Regions from separate parts of the Homo sapiens genome. Here region 1 is linked to region 2. The links are chromatin loops, found by intact Hi-C in ENCODE. Cell type or tissue: IMR-90. All regions are shown on one strand. Links, peaks and the distances in the headings refer to the core of each region. The heading gives the core; the rest is flanking DNA.

The links. Hi-C counts contacts between places; a loop is a spot of excess contacts. Peaks named below come from ENCODE experiments on the same cell type or tissue, not always from the same donor. Only the 100,000 strongest peaks of a DNase experiment are listed, where the experiment ranks them.
Region 1: it touches region 2 in a loop (2.7-fold over the local background); 7 of 110 quality-filtered maps call a loop at or near these places.

What each region holds. Positions count from the first base shown.
Region 1 is chr6:11,811,145-11,822,227 of GRCh38, forward strand. LOC107986567 (a long non-coding RNA gene) reads right to left here and starts at 122. Exons shown (of 3, transcript XR_001743970.2): 1 at 1-122. In IMR-90, for the core only: no CTCF peak of the experiment used is centred there; a DNase peak (open chromatin) is centred at 4,357; H3K27ac peaks cover 355 bases.
Region 2 is chr6:11,761,561-11,772,643 of GRCh38, forward strand. It overlaps ADTRP (androgen dependent TFPI regulating protein), which reads right to left. Exons shown (of 6, transcript NM_032744.4): 2 at 6,689-6,823; 3 at 4,714-4,815. Among named protein-coding and RNA genes, the nearest start is that of ADTRP, 12 kb to the right of the region's middle. RefSeq lists a silencer at 1,756-1,998 and enhancers at 8,404-8,927, 8,928-9,449, 9,336-9,630, 9,450-9,973. In IMR-90, for the core only: a CTCF peak has its summit at 4,718; a DNase peak (open chromatin) is centred at 5,201; H3K27ac peaks cover 2,355 bases.

The sequences.
Region 1 (11,083 bases), core at 941-8,940, 49 kb after region 2:
CAGGAAAAGAAAGAGCCACTCATTCTGATTAGCTGTCAGAACTAATTTTAAGCTATGTTATTATATGGTAAAGAGGAAAAAGGAAATACAAGGAAACTGTACTTAAAGCCAGTGCCTAATCAGGTTTTTTCCCCTTCGTCTGTTTCATACAAAAGCTCCCTGGAATCACTGGTGTGAACCATTTCATTCCCCTCTTCCGGTGTTAATTACATGTGATATTCTAAAATATACACTCCTCTCTCCAAGTAGACCAAACCGAGCCCTTTGTAAATTGCTCATTGCCCATTCGTTTTCCCCAGCAGCTCCACCTCATTTCCTTGTACCTCCTGTTTCGCCGTGGGGCCACAACTCCAGCAGCACTAAGTATAGAGTAATTATTTCTGCCAGAAACATTCCCCCTAAAAAGGGCTGGGCTGAGTTTGGTGTATGTATGTGTGTACTTGAAAGAAAGGCATATAATAATATCAGGCCTCTTTGTTTTCCCTCTTTTAATACCCACCGGTTCTCCAAGATGTCATTGGCAAACACAACAGCATTTGCTTTTGTTCCCTTTACAAATATTTTCCTCTCAAGGCCTATTTCTTTCTTAAAACTGCTGCGTGTCTCACTATGGAAAGCAATAGTTCTCAATTAGTAGACTGAATGAACTCTGCCTGTGTGGTTTTGATTTAGGAAATATTTACTAAGCTTTTGGTCTAAAACTCCCCAAAATCTGGAGCAGCTGATAGTCTCTTGGGTAAGTGAAAGCAACTCAAATGGTAGGTATTTGTGTTTCAGGTGGGAGTGGGGGCAGAAGAGGGGCCTTGGGAAATCCAGTTAATCTATCTATCACTTCTTTTCCAATCATGTCATTATCCATTCAACAAATAATTGCTGAATGCCTAATATGTGCTTGCTGCTCTTGGGTGAGTTGGGACCACCAAGCGTGACCATTCAACCCAAGGAGAACTCTTATTACTCTTGCAGAAACAGAGCTGGGCATTCTGTAACAGTCTAGAGATTTTACTGGAGTAAGGGACAACCATATGATTTGTCTTTTGGCATAATACAAATTATATTCATTTTTTAAAATAAAAAAATTACTTACTTTTGTATCTTATGGTAAGCATTTCTTCCAATATAGGGAAATGCTAAATGTCTCCAGATTTCTGCATAGGGCTTACATGTTGCACAGATTTGTGACAATCTTGAGATTTGGTTCCTTGAATGGAGTCTCTAATACAAGCTTTCTACTTAGATTGAATGATCAGCCTTGATGGTCCCAACTTGCCCAGGAGTAGCAAGCACATAGTAGACATTTGGAGAGAATCCATCTTTCTATCAGCATAGATTTGGACTAGAAGGTGTCAATGGAAGACCCAGAGATTTAGAATGGAGAATCCAAGTGGTAGAATGAGTTATGAATAGTGGAATGGATTCATTAGATTTAGATTCTTAAAGAGGCCAAGTTGGACTAGATTCTAGAAAGACTGTGGTTAGAGGTACTATTTTTGTTCAAGAACAGAAAAAGGTGAAGTAATACATACTTATGTACAACCAATCAAATTAAACATCTACTATATAAGAAAGATGATGTGAAAAATAATCACATACTTCTATTAACAGAGTTATCCAAGTGGGCTGAATCATGCTTGTGAGTCCCACGTGTGGTACCCAGAACAGAAGAGAAGAATCACACCTGTGCACTGGGCCACATTTCACTTAGGTCCAGGGCACTCCCAATAGGAGGAAGAAACAGCTCCCCCTCAGAGTTATTTTGTCATGAAGAGTCTGGATTTCAGAGTTCCAATGCCCAAGTTAAACAGCTTAAGCTTGGGGGGCCAAAATTTTTTCACAAAAGTGTCACCTATGTGCAATAGGACCTGTGGCTCTTAACCGCCTGAGTTTTCCAGAGTATCAGTGAGTATTCCTTGAGCAGAAACATGATCTTAATGGACTTCTTGGCATGGAGTGGCAGGGTGTGGGTGCATTCTGGATAACTGGACTTTCCCAGTGTTTGAAATTGTGCCATTTGGTTTCCTGACAACTGCTATGGAAAGTTGGGAAAGACAGAAGGTGAAAAGAATCCAGACATATTTTTATCTAAATAATGACATCTTAAAGACAGGCACTGAATGGCCTATGCAGCCCTCACTAGTAGAGGATGTGCAAAGAACAGCAGAATGAAGTCGGAGGCAGCTTTCTTTCCTGTTCCCCTTGGGGACTTTACAGCTGTCTCCTCTCCAGCCCTTCCATATCCCCTACAACTACCAATTATCTTGAGAATCAAAAGCAGCTTTTGTTCAAGCAAAAAATCAATATGTCTTATCTTTGAATATCTCCAAGAGTATTCAAGCTAAATGGGCTTTCTTAAAAGACACATCAGCCAGGACTCCCGAATTAACAGAAGTGATGAGCCTGTGTTTATTAGGGAGCTTCAAAAAGATTAACACGAAAACAATGCCCCGTTCCCCCTCAGGAAATATTGGACAGATACCCAGATATCCGTCTGCCATAGAGATTGAGATTTTGTTTCACTCAACTTGGAAGAGTTGGGGAGATTTAAATCTTGAAACTAACTGCAGATGAATAATACAAAATTAGAGCTTGCCTTGATGTTCCCACCAGGGACACATCCATCTCATTATTAGGTCACTCTGCGTTTGGGGCCTCAACTGAACTTCCCTCTGGCTGGAGATAGTTACACTGTACAACAGTATTTCTCACACTTTAGTGTGCACACAAATCACTTGGGATCTGATTAAAATGCAGATTCAGTAGGTCTGAGGAGCGCCCAAGGATCACAGGTAATGCTGACGATCCATTGAGCACACTTTGAATAGCAAGGATATTGTAAATGTACTCCAATTGTAAATGAGCCAAAAGACATGGGTTCAATCCAAGTAACTTGACTTTGTACAAGTTACTTAATCTCACTAAAATTCTGATTTTTTTTCTCTACAAAATGACAAAGACATTTGCCTCACAGTATTAAGAGTTCAATGAGATAATCAGTAAAGCACTTTATAACTCTACATTGGTTGGTGATCTTGAAGCTTTCTAAGGGGAAATAAGTGCTTGCTTGGATTGTCCACCAAGCATGTATTGGGCAGCTGGTATCCTATGGGCTTTTCCCAGCAGAACTGAGAAGAGGAAGGTGGGGGAGCCCAGCTTCTCGGTGACTGACAGTCTCCATGGCTGCTGTCTTGGGGAGTGGAAGGGTGAGCAAAGGTTAAACTGATTATGGTGCTGCCATCAGAGGCTGGTTGAGAGGCCCCTGGAGAGTGCAAGAGCTAGCTGTGTTCCCTCTTCAGTTCTGAAGGAAAGCCAAGGATACCTATTTCTCTTTCGATTCTGTTTCTTATTAAAGACAAAGGATGGAATATAGAAAAATTTGCTTTAACTGAGATGTTGGAATGAATGAATTTTAGAGACAGATGGAGTGATTCTCTCCTAAGATTAAAAGTGATAACTCATGGAAAAGGCCTTTGAGACCGAAGGCCCTATTATTGTGGAAGCTCATTGTTGAAAAAGACCAACTGGGCCACACGCTGATCATGTTGAATTGGCAAAAAGCTTATAATTCATCCAAATGAAAGTGGCTTCCCTGGGTCTTGGATGGTTATGCAGGGTTAGAGTTAGTGTGAGAGCTATGAGAGATGGCTAGGGTAAAGGTCAAACAAAAAACACATTCCCTTGAATAATCATGAAACTTCTGAAGCAAATGCATATGAAGCCCCTATGATGTTCTGTAATGTTTCTCTAAATCCCTTTTTGCTTTGGTTTTCTGCCAGAAATGGATGCAGATGCATCAGCTACCTCACAAGGAAAACCTGTTCTCACAAGTTTTATCGCACCACTTGGCAGAGAAAAAGGCTTGGGTAGAGGCTGAGAACTTTCACATATAACCAGAAAGCTCGGGAATTCAGCCATCTTGACTTACCACCCACCGCTGAAAAGAAACTTTCGCAAACTCTCAGAGCCAGGATCTAAGAGTCCCCTCCTAATCAGAAAAGGAGGAAACTCTACAAGGTCCAACTTTCTCTTTAAAGGAAATTCTGTAGATGGCTACAAAGCCAGGTCATTTTAGAATTTCTCACGGTAATGAGGAGCTCAAAGACTGGTTGGCATGGTTCTCTTACCTCTATCCTTTTCGTCTCTTTCCTCCCAGCCTCCATTGGCCCAAGGCAAGTTCCCTCAGAAGACTGCACTCCCAGGAAAATGCCAAGCTGGAGCTGGGAGGGATGAGGGCTGGTATAAAAAAAGGAGCAGGAAGAGCAGTTCTTTCTATTTGGGCCATTCTATGTATTTGGAAGTCCATGAGAAATATAAGAAGGGCTCACTCTAAAGAGTAAACAATGTAGATGGCAGGATATGTGACTGGGAATCTGCTGAGAATGTCTTCACATTACTCACAAGTTAATAATTTCCCTAAGAGTGGGAGTTTCTTGAGGATGTTTAGGATTTATTTTTAAGCCTTTTAGAGCTTTGGAATAACACTCACAGTTTCTTTTTTACTATTTTCATGGTGTTCAGAGATTTCAAGCCCACATTTTAGAACCCACCCACCTTCAACAGATGTAGACAAATTAGAAATACGCAGGGACCTCTCAAACTCATTACAGAGCTTATTTGGAACATGTGAATTATATATGCATTTTCTACCTCATTATCTTCATGGGACACTGTATATTGATTTCATTGTAAATCTGCAATGGTAGCATCTCACTGTATATAACCTGCAACTGTGTCCCCAAGCTATTATCATTTGTGCTAATGACAATGCTACCTCCTTTTCACAATTAGTGCTGTGGAGTATATAAGTCAAGAGGCATTTGCTACGAACCTACTAGGTAGATACCAATGCACTAGGGCCTGGGAGGGAAATATGCCCTCAGAAGATTTGCCCCTCCCTGCCTGGTAAAAGAGGCTTCTGAAAAATTATAAAGGGAGGAAAAAACCAGTGAGGAATCTGCATTTCAATCAGATCTGCCCGTGTTTCCAGGTTACCTGATGGGAAAACAAACCATCGAGCTTGCTTACCATTTGTTGATTTCACAGATAATTTTATTCCAAGTGTGAGTAGACCTAAAAGACATGCAAAGATCAATGCAATGTGATTAAATGAGACTGAATCAATAAATTCCAAAAAGTATGGCACACAGTAAGAGTATAATAAATATTGGCTCTTATTATTATCATCATCATACTTATCATTATTTCTGTCATCAAAGACCTCTAAATCTAGTAGAATACATGACATGTATTGCTAATACAATGAAGAAAATATACAGATTATATTGTTGGCACAGATAAAATTCTGTAAGAATTCAGAAAAAAAAGAGAAAATAATTTCAGACTGAGGATAAGAATTGAAGACATATAATAATAAAGAAGTCCAATACCCTTATTCCCTCAGTATGATGTGTCTGAGAAGTATGGTAATACGCCCTTCATACAAGCACTCCAAGTATTCCTGATTTCCTTAATAATATACTATGGCTCTATGCACCATTAATTGATTCCAATCCTTTCAAGATCTGTTTATATATTTAGTCATTTGACCATTAAATAAGGGGGTCTCCAAGCCTATTGTTTGCCAAGTGTCTTTTTTTTTTTTTTTTTTTTTGAGACGGAGTTTCACTCTTGTTGCCCAGGCTGGACTGCAATGGCATGACCTCTGCTCACCGCAACCTCTGCCTCCCGGGTTCAAGCGATTCTCCTGCCTCAGCCTCCCGAGTAGCTGGGATTGCAGGCATGTGCCACCATGCACAGCTAATTTTTTTGTATTTTTAGTAAAGACGGGGTTTCTCCATGTTGGTCATGCTGGTCTCAAACTCCCGACCTCAGGTGACCCACCCGCCTCGGCCTCCCAAAAGTGCTGGGAATACAGGCGTGAGCCACCGCGCCCGGCCACTGAGTGTCTTTAGGTGGTAGAATTATAGTACTTCTTTGGTAATTCTGTGGTCACTCTATTTTTATCTTCATGATTTTATAATTTTTTAATCTCTTACCAGCCTTGCAGTAGTCTAAGTAAGGAATTTTAATATGTCAATTAATGGCCCCAAAATAATTCATCCAATCACTTGACTCTTTGAAATGCTTCCTGCAGGTCTCTAAACTCTCAGTTATCATTTTAAGGTATGATAACAGAACAGTACACAGAAGTTCTTGTGTAGATGTACTTTCGTTAGGTTTAAGAAGGTGATGATGTTTCCATCCTATTGTTAAAAACCCCAAGCAAAGGGACCAGCTTCAGCTTGGCAGGAAAGTGTTCATGTCATGGGCCTTGGAGCATTGCTTGTTATCTAGGTTACAAATAATAATAATAATTATTATTATTATGCTCAATTGTAAATTGGTAATGGCTTTTTATGAAGTTGCCTAAAAGGAAATTGACATAATATGATTAATGTCTCACACATTCTTTTTACTCCTTGTGCTTGTGACTGTATCAATCAGATTACTTATTGAGCACCATTTACATACTCTGCTTTGCGCTGGGCCCCATAGAGATGACTAAAAAAGTATGTGATAGGTCCCCTGTGCTTGAGAAGTTTTAAATCTACCAGAAATGACATGAAATATAAGAAGACAGCACATGATCTCATATGATATCTATAATGAATGTTCTGCAGTAAGTTTCAGGCAAAAAGAGCTTTGAGGAGTTCACAGAGGAGAGAGATCCATGTTGACCAGAGTAGTTAGGGTAGGGGCGGTATTTGGGGGGCTGAGGAGAGCTTTTTTGGTCTACATTGTGGAGCAGAAATGGCCTCTTGTCACAGCCCTTAGTACTCAAGAGCCTTTAGAAGTAAAAATCCCAAGTGGGCTCCTCATCTAATGAAGACTATTCTGTGAGTTCTCGCATGTTTTCAAAGGAGGCAGCTATAAAGAACGGAGTTCTGTGAGTGCTTTCATTCACTCCACATTATTCTCCAGCCGAACCCAATGATCAATCGCCTTTCCCTGAGGAAAATGTCTGAGTTATCTTGTCAGGGAAGATGAAAGTTGGCTGTCATCCTCCTACTTGCCACAGAGGAGAGGGGATTGTTTCTCAGCTGAAAGGGAGCAAGTCTGGTCATATCCTCAACATTATCAGATGTCAAAAAACATCACATCCGCCCCCTTTTGAGAACGTGCCTCGGTGTGATGGTGTGGAGCGATTCACAGTGCAAACACCTGTTTCCCATGATAGGCAAGTGTATGTTTTCTCTTTTCACAGATTAGCCTACACTCCAGGGAAAATTAGTCAGAATAACAGAGCCACAGTGAATTTGGGTCAGGCCGATCCAAGGGCCGGCATCTTGGATTTAAATTCGATCTGCCAGGTTCTTCCTTGGTCACAGCCACACCCTCCCAGCTTCCTGCTACCTGTGGAAGAGGCTTAATGACTGAAAAGGCATGACCTGTGCGATGATCATTCCTAGAAAGTCTTTCCTTTGTTTGCAGTGGTGGACTGTGGGCCATGGGACTGCCTGTAACCAGCACGAACATACAGATAAAGAAGCCTGGATCAAAGCCTCTCAAAGCCAAGCAGAAGCCTCTCTGCCACTCACTCCATAGGCTCATACATCTAACCACCATTAGCTGAACACCTATAACTCTCTGGGCATCTCTCTAGGAACCGCCCATACAAAGATGAGCTCTAAGTCTGGGGAGACATAGGCTGTTTCTCCCAGTGAGAAGAGTTAATGGCAGAAGAGGGCATAGCTCTCCAAAGTCTAAAGGCCTGCATAGTGCTTCTCCTTTTGAGGCTTCTGGAGACTCCAGAGGCCATCTCAGACACGCCATCCACCATCTGATCTGGTAGACCTAAGTTCTCAAGTTGTAGAGCAGCTTAAGTACTAGCTTGGATCTGCTCTGCAGATTTCTTTCTTTCTTTTTTTTTTTTTTATGGAGTCTTGCTCTGTCATCTAGGCTGGAGTGCAGTGGCATGATCTAGTTTCAGGGCAACCTCCACCCCCTGGGTTAAAGCAATTCTCCCTCAGCTTCCCGAGTAGCTGGGATTGCAGGTGAGTGACAACATGCCCGGCTAATTTTTGTATTTTTAGTAGAGATGGGGTATCACCATGTTGGCCAGGCTGGTCTCAAACCCCTGACCCCAAGTGATCTGCCTTCCTCAGCATCCCAGTGTGCTGGGATTACAGGCATGAGTCACCATGCCCAGGCTGCAGATCTTTCTCTTGTTCTTAACTCTTTGCAAAATTGTGTGGGTCAAAGATAACTTGGAACATAGACGAGAACAGCACACCTAACTATGACATCCACTGCCTCCAGAGCTCAAAAACTCACCAGCTGTTATGCCTCTTTCTTGGTGGTAGAAGGTGCAAGATATCACAAATTTGGCTTCATCTCACAGGGAATACCTCCGATCACTGCGCCCCTAGAAACTTCGCCATAGGTTTGGTTTCTACTGTCTGCCACAAGAGAAGTATATGGCAGATAGGGGCTGTTCCTTCAGCCTGGGTCCAGGAGTGAAAAGACACTTGGAACAGGGTCAGGCAGAGCTGCAGACAAGAAGTAGATCTGAGAGCAAGATATAAATGGATGTGGTTACAAGCCTCTGAGATGTGGGAGTTATTTGTTATCACAGCAAGAGCTAACTGATACATCTTCCTATACATTTTATTTCAGCCTAATGTGATTTGTATCCTGATAGATGCCTCATTTTTTCTTATTATCATTTCTTGATTGGCAAATTCAAGTACCCTTTTTCATCTTTTTGTGCCTAAATCCAGGCTTCAATTCACAAGTCAGTTATTTCTTAATCCTTAGTTGGAAATAATTTCTCCAGGTTTAATACCCAAAGCACTTTAGTTGTGTCTTTTTTTACAGTTTATCACTTTCTATCTTGCACTTTATGATTTCTTTGCATGCCTATTGTAGCTACTGTGGTTGATTTCCTAACATCTACTCCATCTAAATCTGTTAGTCTAAACCAAACATTGTAATCCCATCTTTTTATTTGTGATTGTTTTTGCAATGGTATTAGAACAAAATCCTGGTCAATGATAAAATACAAGAAAACTCTGGAGGACTTCCGGGAAAAGTTTCCCTGCTTCCCACCTGCCCCCATCCCCCAAAAAAAAGAGCAAAGAAAGAGACAGAGGTAGCCCTTCTGCCATTACTTCTTTGTCTACTTTGCTAACAGCGTGATGATTAAGCAAACCTAAGGGAAGAGAGCCAGAGCCAAGCTGAAACAAGCACAGAGGAATGCCCTGCGCAGCTCCACGTATATGTCCACTGCAAGCATTCTCCACGGCACCAGTGTGGGCCTTGACCAACACAGACTCAACGAATTTATTTCATAAATAAGTAAAAGGAAAGCCTTTCAGATATTTACATTTTGCATATAAGATCTTTGAACAAAGTGTAAGACAACGACAATTATTGCAGCCTGGAAAGTTGGTAGAGAAACTACTTAATCAAAATCCTCGCGTATACATAGTTTTTAAAGCAAATGAACAAAAAGATAAAATTATTGAGGAAGAACTCCTGCAAAGAAAAAAATAGGGAAAGAACTTTCTGAAACAGATATTCAGTAATCTCACTTTCTGAAGTCTCTGTAAACTAGGATAAAGATTATATGAATTTTCATCTGTACAGGATTCTGCCATAGAATTCCAGTGAGTGCAGCCAAACTAAACAAGGATGGGAACTGGAATTTTTGATCAAAGACCACACATAAAAATAGAGTAGTTTATTATATGAAATAAAATCAACAGATATTTTTGTATTCATATATATATATACACACGTGTAGTAGTTTCATAGAGCGGCCATTCTCCTGTTGCCTCTAAGGACTGCACTGTTTCTCTATTGAACAGAAGAGCAGGTGACTTTTCTTTGGGACCTTTCCACAGCTATGATCTTGAAGCTCCAAAATGGGAAGTCGTCTTTTTGAAGCCTGAAAAAGTTCTGTTACCCCTTGAATTGCTCAACTTCCTAGCATGGAATATATTAATATAAAGCTCCCAGTAAATGAATACTTTAAGTAAGGTGAATGAGGTTCTACAGAGTTTTTGTTTTGTCTTACAAACAGAAGATGTTGGTAAACTGGTCTACTGCCCCATGGACAAGGCGGCTGAGGTGTCAGTCCTTATGAGAAAAAGGACAATTACAAAATCCATTATATAATTATTAATTTCTGGTTTCCTTCAGCCTGGAAAAGAAAAACTCAGTTTTCCCTTGATCTGTGATTCTCCTTCTCCCCCACTTTAAATCCTAAATGCATGGATATTACTGGGGAGAGTAACAAAAGTAAGAGAGACATGGTTACTGGTAAATTTAAAACTGAAACTCCCATTTATGCAACCGATATATTAGGAGGCATGAAATTCTGTCCTACAGCTATTATTTTTTCTCCTTGCAATACTGAAAAAAAAAATTGCTTTATTCAACTGAAATGGTGTGTCTAACATGACAGAATGCTGAAGAATCAATATTCAGTTGCAAAAGTACAGTTATTTATTCTCTCAGACACACAATGAATGATTCTCAGGCATTGATGTGCTCAGCTTGTAAAGGTAGTGCAATCTCAAGGTAGTTGTTCCAGTATGGTGCAGGATTTGAAAATTTTATGTGACATTTCTGTCTTTGGTATCGATTCTCAAGGAAGTGTAAAAATAAAATCATTCTTTATTCTGTGACTCAGTTTACTGCTTTTACAAATGAGCACATTATATGGCAACATTCTTCGCACACAGCCTTGAGAAAAGCAGGCCAGTTGTTCTCCTTTGCTTATTTCCTTTAGAAAATCATCAATCATCGGCTCATCAAATCCCCATCCTGCAGAAAGCAAGTTCTCAGCACATGGTTGTTGCATCAAATACATGGAGAGCAAGCGGCTTTGTGCTTGACCTTTTGAGATAAATGCTAAGTGGGAATCCAAGGAGCAACTTTGACAGGAGCTAGTATGGGAAGAAGGCTAGAGCATGAAAGAAGAGATGGCAAGCTGGGGTCTGGGCTGATCCAAGGCTAGTAACTAAAGAGATCATAGGGAAGGAGAAGAGTGTTTTCTTTGCCTTTTTTTTTGTCTTGTCTTGTCTATTAGAAGATATAAAATTGACATTTTATGAGACACTGATAATATTTTAAACATTTA
Region 2 (11,083 bases), core at 1,356-9,355:
TGTTTTTCCTGTCACCCACATAAGGACACAATAGCCCAAAGCACATATGAGTGATTTTCAAATGAGTGATTCTTCATTTTGTCTTTTTGATTTGAACTCAGCAATGGAAATCATCTGGGGACCTTCTTTTCAAGTGTATGTTCAGTTATGTCAGGTGTTCTAGGTAAGAGGCCCATAAATGGAATTTGGAGGGCTCATGAGCCTCCTAAAATTGTACACAAAATTTTATGGGTATTTGTATTTTCCTGGAAAAACAGTCTATAGATATTTTCAGGTTCACAGAGGAGCCTCTTCCCTCAAGGTTGAAAACCACTGAGTTGTACCAAGGTATGTAGACTGTGGGTGACCTATGCCCAGGGCTGGGGCTGAATTGAGGGTGAGGAATCAGGAAGGGTGGGAGGAGTTTGCAATGCTTGGGATGAAGAGTGGCTGACCTTACTCACCCCCACTTAGCAGCCCAACAATTTCACACCAAGCTTATGGGTGGCAGAGAAAAATCTGTGATTGGGTCAGAATGCTAATGATATCATCTTGCATGCTATGACTGAGGGAGAAACTAGAAGATTTTAAGTTTTACTCCCTGGGCATTTTGACTTCCCAGCACATCCCTGGGAGACGGCTCAAAGGCCATCCAGGCCAACTAGCCATGCCTTGCTCATGAGTTACAGTCAGGCCAGGACAGGTAGGGCACAGAACCCCTCCTGTCCATGTTCTTCCTTCAGCAATAACCATGTCCCTCCGCCTAACACCAGTATGCCACTGCCTTGTGTAAGCATTCACTCACTATTTCAACTTCGTGTGTGTACATTAGACTCAACCAGATTTAAGATTGCTAGATGTCAAAACCCTCAATAAATATCAATCATAGTGTCACACGCATAGTGGTACTTAACTGCTCTTTTTCAAGTGAATAAATGACAACATATTAAATAACTAGGTGGCTGTATCTGGGACTTTCTCCAATTTAAAGAGCCAGGGAAGGTCCTGTCTCTCAATAGCAGATTGTTTTGAAACCCCCCTTAACATCAATGAAACTTTTTCAGTTCTAAGACTCTGTGATCATGGATTGAGAATAAGCTAGTGGATCTTGGCTGGGAATTCTTAAGTTTTACATGAGAATACCTTACATTCATGCAGTCCTTGACAGCTGTTGAAGTTTGCACACACGTTCTCAATAATCATGTACTATTTTCAAAGATAGAAGGGGCTCTGAGGAGTTCTCTGATCTATTTCACCTCTCCTTTGGGGCGACCTGAACAATTTAGGTTGATTTCCAGAGAAATAAGTCCCCCAGCTCCCCTCGGGTTAGGATCTGATAATTTTCTCAGTTACTGAGAGTCCTCTTACTGCTATTTAAATCTGTCTGCTCTGATTCTATCTTTAGTAGGCATTTAGATAAGACCTGAGGAGTTAATGTTTTCCTGGCAAAACCTGAAGGGCTACTTTGCTGTTCTTTCCCTTGTTTTATGAAGACTGGAGAACTGCTTAGCACTAAAACAGTCAGATTGATCTACTTTAATTAAGGTGCCCTGTCCACGGTGGATGCAAATATCTCACTGATGTTTCTATTTAGTCTGAATACACAACAAAGGCAGGAAAATGTCTGTTAGAGACACAATGTGCTTAGAACAGTCCTGCTGCAATGACAAGTTTCCAATGAGCTGCAAGGGTTGAGCTGGGAGCAGTCCAAAGACTTGATTAATCATGAAGGTCCTACAACCACACTGTGTCCAAGGGGAGAGTGGTATTTCTTACTTTGACAGATACTACTCATAACAACTGGGGCAGCATCATAAATGGCAATGGGGAAAATATTCCAAAGCTAAGGCTAAAATAGCAAACACAGGGAGTGTTGAGAAATGAAAGAAGCTTTCAGGACAGCATGGCACTGGCGATGGAAGGCAATTGTTCTTCTACTGTGGAAAGGAAAAAGGAGCTGTACAGGGGACAGGGCCAGCCCCATGCAGAGGCACCTAGTACCAAATGCCCAGCCGGACTGCCCGTCATTACTCTGGCTGCCATAGTGGTGATTTCCCAGAATTGTATTCCTTCCTTTGGACTGTCATGGACAGGCACTGGCAAAATGTGGGAAATGTTAACAAACTGACACAGTAGCAGCCATTTCTACCATGAGTTCACACTAGTATTTAAGAACTTGGCAGAGAACATTCCTTGAGGCAATAGGCCAAGAACATTTAATAGTGAGGACAGAAAATGTCCAGAACAAGGAACACAGTCTAGAAGACAGAGATGAGATATACTTATTAGGACACTTAATTTGGAGCAGACACCAAAAGAAGGCAGGAAGTTTGGGAATGACTGTGTTAGGGACACCTGAGGCCAATTTTGCTGATACCAACATTTTTCCTAAGATGGATCTGTTGAGAGTTTCTTCAATCAAACTAAGAGAAACACAGAAACATCTGTATATGACCTGGGGTAGCTTCCTCCTCCTCTTCTCTCCTTGTCACCATTGTTCCACTTCCTTTGACCCTTGCTCCTTTTCTCTGAGGGATTCAGGTTACTTGAATGACCAAAGGGCAAGGGGCAAGGTCCACAGCACCCCTCAGCTTGTGAGGCACAAAAATATTTAAGCATCTCCGTTGCACAGTATCTGCCTTGCTAATTAGCTCACGGATGTGATGTATGTTATCCAGCTCTCTGCTTCCAAAATTATCACAAATCCATATGGCTGTTTATTTAGCAAGGTCACAAATATTGGACACCATCATCATAACTATTTGAAAGAAATCCAACTTTACATCAACCCTGAAGTGGGGGGGAGATGGTAGTCATTGTGAAAAAAGCTACAAGATGAGCACACAAACCTTGAGAAGATGTTTGCTAGGTGCATTTGGCACCACATAAAAGATACTTATAAGACTCTGCTTTGTTATTATTTTAGTAACAGCTAGCTCAGCCAGTAGTTTCAAATCTCTTCATTTTCTTAGAATTTTGGTTTAGTAGCATACAGATGAGGATTCTTTTTTTTTTTTTAAGTAAGAATTCACACTTTGCTGTATTGATCAAGCAAAGCGAGGTCCTTTTGATTGCCTGGTGAATTAGGAAACAAAACCAGATCGAATCACAAGTTCTGGACTTACTGCAGCAAAAGGCAACGAAGGGTGCATTAGCCTCGGATTTCCATCCTAGCTGTGCCTCCTATGAGTTCAGTGGCCTCAGGCACATCACTTATCCTCTCTGAGCTTTTATTTTATCTTATTTTTTCATTTGTAAAAATCAGGATTATAGTAGTTCTCTAAAGAAGGCTGTGTGAATTAAATGAGCCCATACCTGAAAAACATGCTTTGGACAATATAAAGTACCATTTCTTAAAAAAAAAAAAAAAAAAAAAAAGCAGGAATATTCACTACATCAGTGTCTCAGATTAACATTCATGGGAAACTGGGAAGGTGAAGAGTTTGACAAGAAAAAGTTGAGAGGAGGAGGGTTCCTGAGAGGTCAGACTTACGTAAGGTAGTTCTGGTCCTGAACTCCAAAAGAGTTCAGAGCTGTGGTCTATTAGTCAGTCAATCATCAATAACTGACTGAGCACAAAATTTAAGCTGAAATTAGTTTTTTTCTGGAGACTGGGGCTTGTGGCAGGGGCAGTGTTAGTGGACTGAGTTGCTTTTCTGAGTTGGTCATCTTGTGAGTTTTAAGACCATGGAAAGATGGGCAAGAGTGAGGGTGGAAGAAAGTCTGTGAGTGAACTTTTGAGGAGTCTTGACATGCCACTTCCTTGTGCCTTTCCCCTGGTTTGTTTTTTTTTTTTTTTTTTTTTGAGGCAGAGTTTCACTCTTGTTGCCCAGGCTGAAGTGCAATGGTGCGATCTTGGCTCACTGCAACCTCCGCCTCCCAGGTTCAAGCGATTCTCCTGCCTCAGCCTCCTGTGTAGCTGGGATTACAGGAGCGTGCCACCACACCCGGCTATCCCCTGGGTATTTAAATGTCATTACCTTCACAGAATCTGAGACCTTTTTATAATCTCCTGGTTGATGTGGAGATACATTTGTAAGTATTGAGAAGCTGAGTTAGGTATTTGAACAATTACTTTGTTCACATTGTGCCGATGATTCAGTTATCCTCCTCCAACCGAGACCTGGCAACCTCATGCCAGCCTTGCTTGTTTGGGTCCCTGTTACTGATATTCAGGTTCCAGTGACCTAAAAATCTCAGAACAGCCTCTGTTTACTATTCGGCCTCTCCAAAACACAAGCCTGAATAAAAAACCAAATGGAAATGTATTCCTAGAAATATGTAAATGTTAATCCCATTTGTGATGCAGAATCGTGACAAAGTGTGTTACTTAAGTAGCTGCTGCTCAGCTATGAGATATTCTTTGGATGTTGGGGTGGGCTTTTTTTTTAAAGCTTACTTCATTCCATCCACACATCGGAAGTTTATGACATATTTGCAGAAGTCACTTCTCTTTCAGGCCTGTCCTCTCAGAACTGTGTGTCTTTTCAAAGACTTCCTAAGCAACATGGCAGACTCTCACCTGGACATCTCCTGTGTTCTCAGTAGACTCACTGTAATTATAGCACTGGCTTGTGTTCATTTCATACCTTCAATATGCCCTTTAAATAAACAGTGATGAGGTAGATTGGATGCTGGGAATTGAGACATTTGGAAACATAGATAAGGCACTGTGGAGTTTTCAGTACAGAGGCTATTGGTGTTCTGAGTTCACTGAATTTTCCCCTCACTCACCATTGCATGATTCAGCCACACGGGGATGACAGTATCTAGGACCTTGGGGTAAATGAGATCTCGATTGTAGAGAAAGAGGATCCAGAATGCCAAAAATACAAACTGGAAAATAAAACACAAAAAATAGCATCATTAGGCTTGTTTTTAATCAGAGCTTTCTAAGATAATCAAGGAAACACAGCTAAATAAAAACAGACAACCATTTTAAAGATATCTTACATATACATTATAGGAATGTAGTACATATACATTACAGTAATTCTACAATAAGCATTCTTCCCTTTATTTCATTGCTATATCTGCTCTTTCTGGGGATTCCTCAATGTGCCAGAGAGTTAGAGATCAATTATTTGTCATCGTGGCAGGCAGAGAAGATATGAATAAACAGGATTCCCAGACCATTAGTCATTTATTTTAACCAATAACTTCTTTTTCTAAACTTTCACCAGGAATGCTGAGAGTAGGCACATGGAGTAGCTTGAGTCATACACGTTCCTTGTCCACCCTCTAAATAGGCATGGCTAGGGGAAGCAGGAAGCCTGAGAACCATAAGTGCCAATCTCCCTGGAAAATGCACAAGCTAGCTGACTGAGGGCTGGATCTCCCTGGTGCTCAGAACTTTGAATTGATCTCCTCTTGTACTCCTTGCCTCTCTTGTCAAAGCATCTATCCTCTATGCTACGAAGTCAACGCATAGATAAGGAAGTTAAAAACTATTAAACTTCTGATCTTCCTATCTTCTGACATTTCACACACTCCATTTCTAAGCCTCAAAAAATAAACAGACTTCACTGTTGATTTTAAAAACTTGGCTATAGCCAGACTTGGTGGCTCATGCCTGTAATCCTAGCACTTTGGGAGGCCAAGGCAGGCAGATCACTTGAGTTCAGGAGTTCGAGATCAGCCTGGGCGACATGGCAAAACCATGTCTCTACCAAAAATACAAAAAAGTAGCCAGGTGAGACAGGAGGATCACTTGAGCCTGGGAGGTTGAGGCTGCAGTGAATCGAGATCACACCACTGCACCCCAGTCTGGGCAACAGAGTGAGACTTTATCTCAAACCCCTCCCCTACCCCCCAAAACCAAAAAGCTTGGTCATTAGAAGATTTTACGTGGGCAGAGGTAGAGGTATCCTGCAAAGTAATAGGTATCCTTGCTTTGTTATCAGAGAACTCACTAGGGCTTGGAGAGTTGCATTTTGCATTTAAATTAAGTTCTGTACTATAGGAAGCAGGACAATGACAGGTAGAAGAAGGTAGTCATTTCTAATTATAGGCCCTGCTGGGCAGCCAGCATGCCTGATCTCTGTTTATTTCCATTCTAGCTAACGAATGGAAAACATGAACAATGTCATAGAAATGTGGATGGCATCAGCATACCAGCTTACTGTCCCTGCCATATGTCTCACTTCTTCCTGACATCCATCCACTCAGCAACATGAATGAGGCACCCACTGTGTACCCCACACCAGGCTGTCTTTCTCTCCTCGGTTGTCTTTTCCATGTGCCACCTTTGAAGGTCTCATATCTCTTTTCAAAAAAAAAATTATTTGATGGTTTTCCACTTGCAGAAGTAACATATACTTATCGTAGCAAGTGAAACAAGATGTATAAAAGGGGAAAATTCGTCATCTCCCTCCCCAGGGCTCTCCATTCCCATCACCCTGATGGAACCAAGGTTGTCTCAGTTGTATTTTGATTAAGAAAGGTCTTTCAAACTTCCCCATTAGACGGCAATAAGGACCTTGTACCAAGCCTTTGCAGAGGTACAAAAGCTAGTGATAAAGCTGATCACTAATGTGCCATATTTCCTAAAGACACTGGGCAATGTGGCGCAGTCCTCAGACAGGACATTGTTGTAAATGCAGTGGGTGTGGTTTCCAATTATGGGCTCCCAAACAGCTTGGCTGCCCAGGAGAAGCGTCTGTCCATATGCACATTTCTGTTAGATTATGTACACATCTTTGAAACTTACCGTGGATACAGGAAAAGCCAGAGTGGTGAAAAGCAGGTCTCTGAAGGCAGTTAGGAACTTAATGTCTTTTCCCCCTTTGGTTCTTTTCAGCACATCATCCAGGCAGGTGACCCCGTAGAAAATGGTCTGCAAGAGCTAAATCCATTACAACAAATGAGGGCATTTTCATTTACTTTAATTAATACCTTCTTCACTGATGGAAAACTCCATCCCTCTGAGAGTAATGTGGCTTTGAGAGGGAGAGGGCTGTTGGGTTGTTTTGGTTGAGAGCCAATTCAAGGGCTGGGCTTCCAGCTCATTGGGTCCTGACCCTGCTCGCTAAGACTGATTGAGCAAATTTGTTTAGGGGACAATAATGTGTACAGTATTTAGTGTAATGGACTTGAGCTAACATGGAAACAAAATAAAGAGTCAGCCTAAAAGGGGAATGTAAGGAGATGGATACCTTGACGGCACAGAGGTTGGAAGAACCAAATAAACAGCTCAAAGGCAAAGAGGCAGATACAGGGTGGACAGAGTCAGGAGTCTTCCTGGGAAGGAAAATTAGGAAAAATGCCTAGTGCTGAAATCTCACTAGAGAAACTGGAATCAGGTCAAGAGGACCACCACGAATCTCTGTGCTCTCCCAAGAAAGGCACACAAAAGGGTGCCTTGCTCAGCCGAAGAAGAGCCGGTGCACTTTCTTCCTTAAATAGGGCACCTGCAGGCCTCACCGAGACAATCTGGCCGTGGCAGCAATTTAAATCCAAGGGGATAGAGCAAGCCATGAGCGCTGGTGGGTTACTAAGTGCTGTGTGGCCCCCAAAGCCAGGAGAAAGAGAAGGAGGGTATTTTTCAAGAAAGTAATACGATATGGAAGGCAAGCTTTGTACATTCTTGTTGCTTTGTACAGTTCTGTGGTTTCTCATTTAAGAACTGGTAGGTCATGAAGATATGGAGTTTGGGGGGTGGGGTTAAGTTAGGCTTGCGACAGAATCCATCCAAATCCTTGAAAGCCCTGGACTGGTACAAGAGGGGTGGTCTGGACTCTGCTTTTAGGGTATAAGTCAGGAAGGTTCTAGAGCCTGGGGAGCTGGGCTGGGGATTGATCAAGGTGGCTGTTGGGGAACAATCTTTGAGCTCTGGACTCTAGGAAAGACCTAGCAAAGTCAGCCACATGCTGCTCCTGGGCTGAGGGCGTAGGCAGGAAATGATACAGAGGTGGGTCAGACCAGCTACACCCATCACCCAGGAGCTTGTTAGAAATGCAGGACCTCCATCCTATCCCAGACTACGGAATCAAAATCTCTGGAAATGGGGTCCAAGAGTTTGTTTTTTAAGAAGCTTCTCCAGAGCTTGTTAAAGATTGTTTATCTGGGTGGGATGAGGGGAGAAATTGAAAAACTACCTATTGGGTACTAAGCTGATTACCCGGGTCACAAAATAATCTATACTTATATAACAAACCTGCAAATGTACCCTTGAATGTAAAATAAAAGTTAAAAAAAAAAAAGAAATTTTTGGCCAACCTTATTAAGATACACTTTACAGAATATAAAATATAGATTTTAAATGTAGAAAAAGATTATTTAATCTTTATGTAGGCTAAAGCTAGAACCACTGAATGAGACCCAAGTTTAGCCCTCAAAAATCTTACTACTCAAAGCTATAAAGCGGACTTTTATTCATTACTTGGTATGTGCCAGGCACTGAACTGTGTTTCATTCTCATAACAACCTTACGAGCCAAGTCCTATCATTAGACTCCCCCGCCCACCACCATTTTACAAACGAGGAAACAAACCTGCCTAAAGCTTCCTGGCTGGTAGATGTCAAACCCAGCAGTCCTGTTCTTGAGCTAGACTTCGAAAAAATAAAAAAAATTATCAGGTTTCTGAGCGTAGTTCAGATAAAGCATTGTGGGAGGTCAGAAGAGAGACAATTATCTCCAGGTGGGAGAATGAACGACCACTTCACAAACCACCGCTGCCTGGTTCCCACCCCCAGAGATTCTAATGTAATCAGTCTGGGGCTAGGGCCTAGGGGTTGGGATTTTTAAAATCCTCCCAGGTGATTCTAATCACGGGCAGCTGAGGCTGAGAACCACCTGCCTGGAGGAACTTCCGTTTGGAAATTCAGACCCTGCAGTCTCAAGAGAGGCGGGGCTGGGGAGATGCAGGCTGTTGAGCCCTCCTGTGGAACAAGATTGCAGGAAAGGGAGAGAGGAGAGGGGAGAACAGAAAAGCAGGCAGCAGACAGCAGGGAAAGGTCCTTGTCTAAGGGACAGGAAGGGAAAGGGACATAAAGGTACTAAAGAACGGCCGGGGGTAGAAGAGCCAGAAGATAGGAAATCATGGGCCCTGGGGTGGAGGAGCTTTCGAACCAGAAAGGGGTGTCCCAGGGAGGGGTGGGGCAACAGCTTTAAATGGCAGGAAGGGGTTGCCACCCTAATACTTCTCATTATTGCTGGTGATTTTGACATTCACACCCTCAGGGCTGCAGAATTTGGATGTGTAGTCATTTGCACAGGGAGTTGGGAGAAGTTCCCTCCTCTCTCCCTCCCCCACCAGTAGCCTCGCCTCACCCTGGTTTCACTTCCAGCCGCTCAGGCCGCAGCAGGCCAGGCTGCTGCTGTAGTTAGGAAGAGCAGGCACAGGCTTGGGCCCAGGGGAAGAGGCCTGCGCTGTTCTATCAGCAGGGCAATTAATCCCATCCTGAGCCTGGGCCAGGCCTTCCCTCTCTGGGGAGAGGCCGCCTCCGCCCGGCGTGTGAAGTCCATGTGACCTGCTTTCCTCAGGCTGGAGCTTCCTAGAGTCATCGTGAGTCAAGCTCCTCCTGACTTTCTCCTGCCTCTCCCAGTCACAGGATGTGGAAATCGGATTGGGGGAAAGAACGCATTACTCAGATCCTCCGGGCCTTCTCCATCAATAAAAACTTGCTTTACACCTCCAACTTGTCAATCCCCTCTCCCTCTCCACCCCAGCTCACGGTTACTTCTCAGGCTTATGGCACACGGGCCTCTCTAGGTGCCCACGGTGTGTGCCAGGCAGCCCTGTCGCCATCGAGCTTACTCAACATTGAGGCGTCTTTGTCCGAATTCACCACAAGCAGGTGGAACCCCCGCGTGGGGGCTCAGGAGGGAGGCACTAGGGAGCCGCCAAGGAAAAGAAACCTGCAAGAGCTGGGGCGTGAAGGGGCTGCCAGGAGCAGCTGGGGCACACGGAGAGCGAGAGAGCCTCTCCCAGGCTCCATGGGGAGGCTTCCAGGAGGGCAGCAGGGACAGGTGTGGATCAGCCCATCCCACCCGAACGGTCTGCTTATTCTCCAAAGACGATGCAATGTTTATAAAACTCAGGATGAGCTTGACTCACGATAACAGACGGAGCGATCAGGGGAGGCAATGTTAGCTGTTATGGGCTAATTTATATCCCCCACCAACCACCACCAAATTCATATGTCGAAATCCTAACCTCCAGGACCTCAGAATATGACTGTATTAAAGTGGTGATGAAGTTAAAATGAGGTCACGATGGTGCACCCTAATTCACTATGACTGGTGTCCTTATCAGAAAGGGAGATGAGGACTACAGACACACACAGAGGGAAGACCACGTGAGGGCACAGGGAGAAGGCGGCCATCTGCAAGCCAAGGACAGAGGCCTCAGGAGAAACCGACCTTGCCCACATCTTCAACTTCCAGCCTCCAGAACTATGAGAAAATCAATTTCTGTTGTGTAAGCCCAGTCCATGGTAGTTTGTTACGGCAGCCCTAGGAAACTATACAGTAGCATTAAAATATGATCGCCACAACTGGTCTTCTTTTGAGACTCTTACAACAAAATTACTATCATTTACATTTCACAGCTATTTTGGCCGCCCAGAAAAGCCCAGACGTAACGGCATCTACTTATTCTAAGTTTATTTCAGACCTGCTGCTCCCTGATTTATCCTTTCTCCTGGTTCTTCCCTAATTCTGTTCCCACTGCGTGTTCCGTGCCTTTTCCTGAAATGCTGCTTCTGAGTTCGTTAGCTGTCTTTTGTTTCTGTTGCTAGCTGACAAACTAACACCTGCGACAAAGCTGAATTGACACTTTTAAATAACTAATGCAATTCAAAAAACTGCAGTTAAAGGATATTTAGTTTTTACATTCATGTGTTTTCACAAACCCACAAAAATCTTCAAATCGTGGAAGCTTAGCCTTTCCAAGTCATCAAGCTTATCTCTTGCCTTTAAGCCAGAGCCCTCTCTCTTTAAACTACCTTAGGAAATGAGAATTTCTTCTATTTAAAAAGTAATTCCAGGGAGGGAGATTCCACAAGTTTCCTGAGCAAGACATTACAAGTCTTATTGGATGAGTCAAGTAATCCAACACCTAACTCAGGACTGTGCCTGACTCAGCCAGGCGGGACTTTCTTA